Linked DNA regions of Homo sapiens: region 1 is linked to region 2. A link is a contact called in ENCODE Hi-C or POLR2A ChIA-PET data. All regions are on one chromosome and are shown on one strand. The core of a region is the stretch at or near the end of the contact, and the rest is flanking DNA. Distances in the headings are between cores, read along the strand shown. Region 1 overlaps SRPK2 (SRSF protein kinase 2). Region 2 overlaps SRPK2 (SRSF protein kinase 2).

The links. A loop is a pair of places that touch in the nucleus more often than their neighbours do. ChIA-PET counts read pairs that join two places held with the same protein, here RNA polymerase II (POLR2A). Pooled maps may share reads with other maps.
Region 1: a loop to region 2 is called in a map with no recorded cell type, with 4 times the contacts of the local background. The contact joins two enhancer-like sites. A Hi-C loop is called at or near these places in 4 of 168 maps with a recorded cell type or tissue (B cell, CD4-positive, alpha-beta memory T cell, naive thymus-derived CD4-positive, alpha-beta T cell and 1 more), 1 of 37 single-sample maps with no recorded cell type and 9 of 50 pooled maps. POLR2A ChIA-PET finds 5 or more read pairs at or near these places in 13 of 52 experiments (CD4-positive, alpha-beta T cell, H1, HEK293T and 9 more).

What each region holds. Positions count from the first base shown.
Region 1 is chr7:105,349,447-105,354,555 of GRCh38, reverse strand. All of the region lies in intron 2 of SRPK2 (SRSF protein kinase 2), which reads left to right. It also overlaps the pseudogene LOC124901716. Among named protein-coding and RNA genes, the nearest start is that of SRPK2, 37 kb to the left of the region's middle. RefSeq lists an enhancer at 2,123-2,202. Within about 2 kb of position 2,280, at least 27 of the 41 ENCODE cell types and tissues checked have a DNase peak (open chromatin) inside an H3K27ac peak, as active enhancers do.
Region 2 is chr7:105,254,690-105,259,778 of GRCh38, reverse strand. The region is part of intron 2 of SRPK2 (SRSF protein kinase 2); the gene reads left to right. Among named protein-coding and RNA genes, the nearest start is that of SRPK2, 130 kb to the left of the region's middle. Within about 2 kb of position 2,763, at least 3 of the 41 ENCODE cell types and tissues checked have a DNase peak (open chromatin) inside an H3K27ac peak, as active enhancers do.

The DNA of each region.
Region 1 (5,109 bases), core at 1,031-3,530, 95 kb before region 2:
TGGATTCCCAGTAAATTGTGCCAGGCTGCCTGATGATGTGTGGCTTGTGCTTTGGATCGTAATGCTTACCTATGCTACTTAAGTTACATACCCTGTGGCCTTTGTGGCCAGGACTGTGGGCTACTACCTGGAGTGATTCGTTAGGGGAAAGGACCCACAGCCTGTGCAGGAGGAAAAAAGCATCTCTGAGTACAGGGTGGATGAGCTGGATGAGCTGCCGGGCAAGAGCCACGCACACCCAGGTGGTGAGTCTTAAGGATAAGGTGGAATTTGCCCCATAGCTGTCCTGGACAGAAACTGCCCAGAGAAGAATGAATGGAGGACATAGGGCTCTGTGGTCCCACCATACATGGGGAGACCTGTGACTGGTCCTGTTACCATGTCAACTTAGCCCCAAACCCATCTCTGATTGACTTGGTTGCTTATTTTGGCACATTCTTGCTCCACACAGCCACATACATACTGGCTGCTCCTCGAAGGCCAGGCAGATGCAGCAGCTGTTGGGCCAGCAAAGAGGAAGGTCCTGGAAGGTTCTGGCCTGAACGCTGCATCTGTTGTGTGACAGCCACAACTGCTCAGGCTTCCTTGTCTGTGGGTGCACTGTGGGGAGGAGTGTTATGATAAGAACATTGGCTCTCAGTCTCCCTGGGGAGAAGTTTGGCCTCACGTGGGATTTGGGCGTTGCCTTTAGGAAGGCTCTCTGCATGTCTAGTTCCAGTTTGTACTGGGAAGAATTAAAAAAGTCTGCCAGCTTCTTTAGTTTGTCCTGTCTTTTGTGATGATTCTTTCTGAGATCCCCTCCTATCAGCTCAGGAGTGGGATTTTCTGGAGAAGGAAAGTGTTTTTCTGTTCCTTACTGCTCACCTTGGGGCATTCAGGAACATGGGCCTGATGAATTTGCTTGAAGGCAGTCTGTAATCCCATCACTTTGGGAGGCCAAAGAAGGCGGATCATTTGAGCTCAGGAGTTTGAGACCAGCCTGAGCAACGTGACAAAACCCTGTCTCCACCAAACAACAACAACAACAACAACAACAACAACAACAACAACAAACTGGGCTGGATGGCACGCTCCTGTAATCCCAGCTACTTGGGAGGCTGAGATGGGAGGATTGCTTGAGCCCAGGAGGTCAAGGCTGCAGTGAGCCATGATTGCACCACTGCATTCCAGCCTGGGTGACAGAGGGAGACTGTTTCAAAAAAAAACACAAAAAAACAAAACCATTACCTGGAAGAATTCTAACAGCACTATTATTCTCATTTTACAGATGAGGAACTGAGGCACAGAAATGTTCAGCAGCAGGCCCATTGTTTAGAGCTGATAGGTTGTAGAGCTGAGATTTAAAACTACCAAGTCGAAGCTTACAACTGTGCTATCTTACTTTTTTCAATTAAGAGTCATCCTTATGGAACTTTGGAGTTGGGAGTTCCTTAGCAATTACTTAATCTAACCCTTTCATTTTACTGATGAGAAAATTGAACCTTAGATAATAAGGGATTTATGACTTAGTCTCAGAGATAGGCAGGTAAACAACTAGCAGTGACACAAGGTGGAATAGAATGTTAACCAATAGAGGTACTGGCATTTACTGTGTGAAATTAAGGGAGGGATCATGTAATTCTGATGACTAGCCAAGAGCTTTTTTTTTTTTCTTTTGAGATAGAGTCTCGCTCTGTCACCCAGGCTGGAGTGCACTGGTGCAATCTTGGCTCATGCAACCTCCATCTCCTGGGTTCAAGCAATTCTCCTGCCTCAGCCTCCCGAGTAGCTGGGATTACAGGCGTGCGCCACCACAGCCAGCTAATTTTTGTATTTTTAGTAAGAGACTGGGTTTCACTATGTTGGCCAGGCTGGTCTCGATACCCTGACCTCAAGTAATCTGCCCACCTTGGCCTCCCAAAGTGCTGGGATTACTGGCGTGAGCCACCACACCCAGCCCCTAGTTGTATTAGCTATTTATTACCACATAACAAGTTACTGTGAAGCATAGTGGTTTAATGCAACATTTATCATCTTAGTTTCTGTGGGTTAAGAATTTGGAAGCAGTTGAGTGGGGTGGTTCTGGCTCAGGGTTGCAGTCATTTTGAAGGCTTGGCTGAGGCTGGAGGATCTGCTTCCAGGCTGTTGGCAGGAGGCCTTGCCTGTTGCTCTGTGGACCTCTTCTTGAATGTTCTCACAACATGTCAGCTGGCTTCATCAAGAGGGAGCAAGGAGGAAGCTGCGGTTACATTTTTATAACACACCCTTAGAAGACCTCACACTGCCACTTCTGCCACGTTTGTTAGAAGGGAGTTACTGGGTACAGCCCACACTCAAGGGAGAGTTCAGGTTCTGCCCTTTGAAGAGATGCAAATTAAGTAATTTGTGAACATATTTTTGAAACCACCACACTAGCTAAGCATATTGAGGAGGAGAAACAGTGGTGAAGAGTTAAAAGACGGGGATTCTAGACCCAGCTCTGCTGCTTGCTCCATAGGGAGGGAATGATTCATCCTTCCTGAATCTCTTATTTTCTCTAGGAAAATAGGATCATCAAACTGCACAGCCTGCTTTACAGTGGATTATAAGGGTGTCTTAGTCTGTTTACTGTTGCAGTAACTGAATTTCTGAGACTGGGGATCATCAAACTGCACAGCCTGCTTTACAGTGGATTATAAGGGTGTCTTAGTCTGTTTACTGTTGCAGTAACTGAATTTCTGAGACTGGGTTATTTATTTCTTCTTCTTCTTCTTCTTCTTTTTTTTTTTTTTTGAGATGGAGTCTTGTTCTTGTCTCCCAGGCTGGAGTGCAATGGCACAATCTTGGCTCACTGCAGCCTCCGCCCCCCGGGTTCAAGCGATTTTGCTGCCTCAGCCTCCCGAGTAGCTGGGATTATAGGTGCCGGCCACCACACCCAGCTAATTTTTTGTATTTTTAGTGGAGATGGGGTTTCACCATTTTGGCAAGGCTGGTCTTAAACTCCTGACCTCAGGTGATCCTCCTGCCTCGGCCACCCAAAGTGCTGGGATTACAGGTGTGAGCTACTGCGCCCGGCCGGTGATTTATTATTATTATTATTATTTTTGAGACGGAGTGTAACTCTGTCACCTAGGGTGGTCTCAAACTCCTGACCTCAGGTGATTCGCCCTCCTCAGCCTCCCAGAGTGCTGGGATTACAGGGGTGAGCCTGTTGCCCATCCTTAACCAGGGGTGGGCCTGGTTAAGACTGGGTAATTTATAAAGAAAAGGAATTTATTTCTTTCAGTTCTGCATGCTGGGAAGGCCAAGGTCAAGGGGTGCATCTAATGAGGACCTTCTTGCTGGTGGGGACTCTGCAGAGTCCCAAGGTGGCCTAGAGTATCACATGGTTAGGGGGCTGAGTGTGCTAGCTCAGGTCTCTTCCTCTTATAAAGCCACCAGTCGCACTCCCAGGATAATCCGTTAAAATTCGTTAACTCATTAATCCATGAATAGGTTCCATTCATGAGGGCAGAACCGTCATGACACAGTCACCTCTTAAAGACCTGCCTCATAATACCCACATTGGGGATTAAGTTTTAACGTGAGTTTCAGATGGGATAAACATTCAAATCATATCACAGGGTGGTAGCAAATAGATAAAGCGCGTAAGATAGGCTCTGTAAACTTTAATGTAGTATAGGGTTGGCTGGCAGACGTGGCTTCTTACCCTAATCCTGCTGTGTAATGGCTTAATAGCCATGTAATCTGAACATGTTTAAGCTATCTGTGTGCCTCAGTTTTCTCATTTGTAAAATGGGATTAATTATAGCAACTATAGCACTTTGGGAGGCCAAGGTGGGGAGGTCAGGAGTTGGAGACCAGCCTGGCCAATATGGAGAAACCCCGTCTCTACTAATACAAAAATTAGCTGGGTGTGTTGGCGTATGCCTGTAGTTCTAGCTACCTGGGAGGCTGAGGCAGGAGAATTACTTGAAACGGGGGAGGCGGAGGTTGCGGTGAGCTCAGATTGAGCCACTGCACTCCAGCCTGGGTGACAGAGATTCCGTCTCAAAAAAAAAAAAAAAAGAAAAAAAATTGTAGCAACCACAGGGTTATTGTGAGGATCAAGTAAAAATTCAGCTGATATATTTAGCATAATGCCAGCTGTATCAAGATAGGCACTGTTCGGCCAGGCGCGGTGGCTCATGCCTGTAATCCTAGCGCTTTGGGAGGCCAAGGTGGGTGGATGCGAGTTCAGGAGATCGAGAACATCCTGGCCAACATGGTGAAACCCTGTCTCTACTAAAAATACAAAAATTAGCCAGGCTTGGTGGCATGTGCCTATAATCCCAGCTACTCGGGTGGCTGAGGCTGGAGAATTACCTAAAACAGGGGAGGCGGAGGTTGCAGTGAGCTGAGATTGAGCCACTGTACTCCAGTCTGGGTGACAGAGAGAGACTCTTGTCTCCAAAAAAAAAAAAAAAAAATTATAGCAACTACAGGGTTATTGTGAGGATTAAGTAAAAATTCAGGTGATATATTTAGCATAATGCCTGCTGTATTAAGACAGGCACTGTTTGGCCAGGCACAGTGGCTCACGCCTGTAATCCCAGCACTTTGGGAGGCTGAGGCAGGTGGATCACAAGTTCAGGAGATTGAGATCATCCTGGCCAACATGGCGAAACCCCATCTCTACTAAGAATACAAAAATTAGCCAGGTGTGGTGGCATGTGCCTGTAATCCCAGCTATGCAGGAGGCTGAGGCAGGAGAATCGCTTGAACCTGGGAGGTGGAGGTTGCGGTGAGCTGAGATCACGGCACTGCACACCAGCCTGGCGACAGAGCGAGACTCCAGCTCAAAAAAAAAGACAGGCACCGTTCAATAAATAGTAACTTTGCTATTTACTCTTTTCTTCCTGCTGTGTCTGTTCAGTTATCTCTGGTTTTTTGGGCTTAGCCAGTCCTTGACCCTAGGACTTTCACATGGATATTTGTGAAGAATCTCTGATTACATAGGATATTAAGGTGTGGTTGTACTTTAATGCTACTATATGTTATTACTCTCTTTTCCTAATTCTTTTTTTTTTTTTTTTGAGATGGAGTTTCACTCTTGTTGCCCAGGCTGGAGTGCAATGGTGTGATCTCGGCTCACTGCAACCTCCGCCTCCC
Region 2 (5,089 bases), core at 1,514-4,013:
TGCTTGTTTTTGTCAGGTTTGTCAAAGATTAGATGGTTGTAGATGTGTGGTGGTATTTCTGAGGCCTCTGTTCTGTTCCATTGGTCTATATCTCAGTTTTGGTACCAGTACCATGCTGTTTTGGTTACTGTAGCCTTGTAGTATAGTTTGAAGTCAGGTAGTGTGATGCCTCCAGCTTTGTTCTTTTTGCTTAGGATTTTCTTGGCAATGCAGGCTCTTTTTTGGTTCCATATGAACTTTAAAGTAGTTTTTTTCCCAATACTGTGAAGAAAGTCATTGGTAGCTTGATGGGGATGGCATTGAATCTGTAAATTACCTTAGGCCGTGTGGCCATTTTCACGATATTGATTCTTCCTATCCATGAATATGGAATGTTTTTTCCATTTGTTGGTGTCCTCTTTTATTTCATTCAGCAGTGATTTGTAGTCTCCTTGAAGAGGTCCTTCACATCCCTTGTAAGTTGGATTCCTAGGTATTTTATTCTCTCTGAAGCAATTGTGAATGGGAGTTCACTCATGATTTGGCTCTCTGTTTGTTATTGGTGTATAGGAATGCTTGTGATTTTTGCACATTGATTTTGTATCCTGAGACTTTGCTGAAGTTGCTTATCAGCTTAAGGAGATTTTGGGCTGAGATGATAGGGTTTTGTAAATATACAATCATGTCATCTGCAAACAGAGACAATTTGACTTCCTCTTTTCCTAATTGAATACCCTTTATTTCCTTTTCCTGCCTGACTGCCCTGGCCAGAACTTCCAACACTATGTTGAATAGGAGTGGTGAGAGAGGGCATCCCTGTCTTGTGCCAGTTTTCAAAGGGAATGCTTCCAGTTTTTGTCCATTCAGTATGATATTGGCTGTGGGTTTGTCATAAATAACTCCTATTACTTTGAGATAGGTTCCATCAATACCTAGTTTACTGAGCGTTTTTAGCATGAAGGGCTGTTGAATTTTGTTGAAGGCCTTTTCTGCATCTATCGAGATAATCATGTGGTTTTTGTTGTTGGTTCTGTTTTTATGTGATGGATTACGTTTGTTGATTTGTGTATGTTGAACCAGCCTTGCATCCCAGGGGTGAAGCCAAGTTGATTGTGGTGGATAAGCTTTTTGATGTGCTGCTGGATTCAGTTTGCCAGTATTTTACTGAGGATTTTCGCATCAGTGTTCATCGTGGATATTGGCCTAAAATACTCTTTTTTTGTTGTGTCTCTACGAGGCTTTGGTATCAGGATGATGCTGGACTGATAAAACATAGTCATTTACATCCCAAATATTAGTATTTTGTGTATCACCTTGGTGTTTTTTTGTCACATTTGCACTCCACACTGTGCTTTTTTTCTTTCTTTTTTTTTTTTTTTTTTGAGACCGAGTTTCGCTCTTGTTACCCAGGTTGGAGTGCAATGGCATGATCTCGGCTCACTATTACCTCTGCCTCCCGGGTTCAAGCAATTCTCCTGTCTCAGCCTCCCGAGTAGCTGAGATTACAGGTGCATGCCACCACGCCTGGCTGATTTTTGTATTTTTAGTAGAGATGGGGCTTCATCATATTGGTCAGGCTGGTGTAGGACTCTGGACCTCGTGATCCGCCTGCCTCGGCCTCCCGAAGTGCTGGGATTACAGGCGTGATCCACCGCACCTGGCCTCATATCATGCTTTCCTTTTTTTTTTGTTTTTGGAGATGGAGTCTTGCTCTGTCACCCAGGATGGAGTGCAGTGGCACGATCTCGGCTCACTGCAACTGTCTCCTAGGTTCAAGCAATTATCCTGCCTCCCCCTCCAGAGTAGGTGGGACTACAGGCGCGTGCCACCACGCCTGGCTAACTTTTTGTATTTTTAGTAGAGACGGGGTTTCACTGTGTTAGGGTGGTCTCAGTCTCCTGACCTCTTGCTCTGCCTGCCTCGGACTCCCAATGTGCTGGGTTTACAGGTGTGAGCCACTGCACCCGGCCATTCTTTTTTATTTTTAAATTTCTTAAAATAAATGTAAAACCTTTTAATGCTTTTTAAAGCTTAATTTTCTTTAAAAAGGAATCTTTGTGTCTCCACCAGCAATAGAGAACCTGTATTGTTTGCCTTAAAAAAAAAAATGACTGTTAAACCCTGTCTAGATTCTGTTGTCTGATAAAGGCTCCAAGCCTGAGCCATATGCTCTCTGTGTTTACAAGGGAAGTTAAATTTGCAGGTGTCATAAAGGGACATAAATATGTGTTAGCACCAAAGTGAGAGTTGTTCTCATACACCCAGACAGATTGAAAGAACCTCGGAAAAGGAATAACTTCCTCAGTATTTGATTCAGTGTAATTCAATACCAGGTTTCAAGTATCACCTAAGATAATTTTGCATGTCAGCAGTGGCACTTCCTCTTCTCTTTGGGATCCTCTTCTGCTCCAGCAATGTAGATTATGATGAATTTATCAGGGAGGTTCTGAACAAATGTGAGCAGCTATTATAATAACAATAGCAACAATAAAAACTCTACTTTCAACAGTCATAGTGCAGATTCCTTTTGTAACAATCTTTTATGTACTGGGGCTGGAAGAAATTAAGACTAATTTTAGTAGATTTTATTTGTTATCCATCCACCCAGCATTTTTTTCAGCAGCTGCTATGCACTAGCCACTTAGTGATTTGGAAATCAGGGAGCCACAAAGCCAGCACAGAAATGTAGGTTTTGTACAGAATATCAGTGTACAAACCTTGCATGGAAGACACATTCGTGGGTGGCTGGCCCCTGGCATAATTTGTTCTGTTTCTTGGACATGCAGTGCTAAGTACTCTAATGGACAACACTACAGTGAGTAGCTTTTGGCACTCCTTAGAAAGAATTGCACATAACTAATAATTGCACTTCTGGGAAACTTACTTTAAAAGATGAGTGGTATGGTAAAGAGGTTACAAACACAGTTGCTTACCAAGAGTATGTCCAATGAGTGGCTACAGCCAGGTGGGGAGCACAGAAACTGGAGATGATGACACCATCTAGATGTGGGTGCTGATCGGCTCTCTTGCTGATTGCTGCCGTGTAGAAATACCGGGCAAGTTTTGCCTGCTCTTGTGATTTTTTTTACGAGTTGAACATTTGGATTTTTATGTCAAATCTCTTCATTTTAAATGCTTGTGTGGCTGAGCACAGTGGCTCATTCCTGTAATCCAAGTGCTTTGGGAGACCAGAGTGGGAGGATTGCTTGAGGCCAGGAGTTCAAAACCAACCCATGCAACATACCAAGACCCCCGTCTCTACAAAATAATTTAAAAATAAGTTGGGCATGGTGATGTGTACCTGTAGTCCCAACAATTCAGGAGGCTGCGGTGAGAGGATCTCTTGAGCCTGGGAGTTTGAGGTTACAGTGAGCTGTGATCGCACCATTGCACTCCAGCCTGGGTGACAGAGTGAGACTCTGTCTCTAAAAATACATACATACGTACGTACATACATACATAATGGTGCAAGTTAGAAACAAAACAGTAACTCAAAACAGCCTTAACAATAAGAGTATCTCCTCTTCAGATTCAGCCTATGGTAAATATTTTTCTTCTGTGCTATAGCACATTGATTCTCAATTTGTGAGCCACAGACTTGTGCAGACTTATTGTAGGGGATTTTTAAATACTGTGATTACTAAGCATTAGCTGTAGATTGAAATAATGGAAGTAAAATTATCTTGATGCTCACAGGTGTGTCTCTGGATTTTTCTGACATTTGAGGCATGCCAAACACTGCAGATCACTGCTCTAATAGCCATACTAAAATAACAGTACAAAATTCAATAAGGTATTAACTGTATGTAATAGGAAGAGCCCTGACAGATGTGCATTTTTCTTGTTCTCGCTCTCTCTCTTTTTTTTTTTTTCAATTTGAGATGGACTCACACTATCGCCCAGGCTGGAGTGCAATCTTGACTCATTGCAACCTCTGCCTCCCAGGTTCAAGCAAGTCTCCTGCCTCAACCTCCTGAGTAGCTGGGATTACAGGTGCCCACCAGCACGTCCAGCTAATTTTTGTATTTTTAGTAGAGAAAGGGTTTCACCATGTTGGCCAGGCTGGTCTTGAACTCCTGACCTCAGGTGATCTGCCCGCCTCAGCCTCCCAAAGTGCTGGGATTACAGGCAAGAGTCACTGTGCCTGGCCTAGATGTGCGTTTCTCAACTTGGATATCATTGATTTGTTCTGTAAATATTTATGTACCCACTATGGTAGAACTTAAGCTTTATAAATAATCTGAAAATGGTGGAGGTAGAAAAATGTTCTGTTTTCAAAACTGCCACCTCATTATTCCCCGCCTTTCCCTTTTCCTTCTTTTCCATCTGTCTTTTCCTCCCTTCACCTACCCTCCCCCCAGGAAATATATTGAGACTAGTTTGATAACTACCTATAATGCAGTAGAAAAAAGGGGGTCAGAGAAAATGCAGATCACAGTAGAAGGTTATGATGGAGGATAGTCAGATGCACACGCAGATACGGGTATTTGCTGTGCAACTAGTAAAGGTGACTAACAAAATTGGCTTTAAGCTTCTTGACAGCCATACTAAGGAAATAATTAACATTGCTCTTTTCATCTGTAAGGAGAAACAATATTAGTTTCCCCGGTAGAACCAAACCTTTTCCTCTAACTTAATTATCATTTTAGCATAACTTTTTTTCTACATATCTTAAATGCTTATTTATTTTAGAAATTTCAGATAAAATGATGATAAGGCACTGAGCTGTTAATCATTAAAGTTCAGTCACCATGATTAATTTTTTCTGGCCAATTTTTTGTTTTAGTCTAAGATCTATAAAAAGCAGATGGGCCAGATGCAGTGGCTCATGCCTGTAATCCCAGCACTTTGGGAGGCCGAGGCGGGTGGATCATCTGAGGTCAGGAGTTCAAGACCAGCCTGGCCAACATGGTGAAACCCCATCTCTACTAAAAATACAAAAATTAGCTGGGTGTGGTGGTGTACACCTGTAATCCCAGCTCCTCAGGAGGCTGAGGCAGGAGAATTGTTTGAACACAGTAGGCAAAGGCTACAGCGAGCCAAGACCACACCACTGCACTCCAGCCTGGGTGACGGGGCGAGACTCTGTCTCAAAACAACAACAACAATA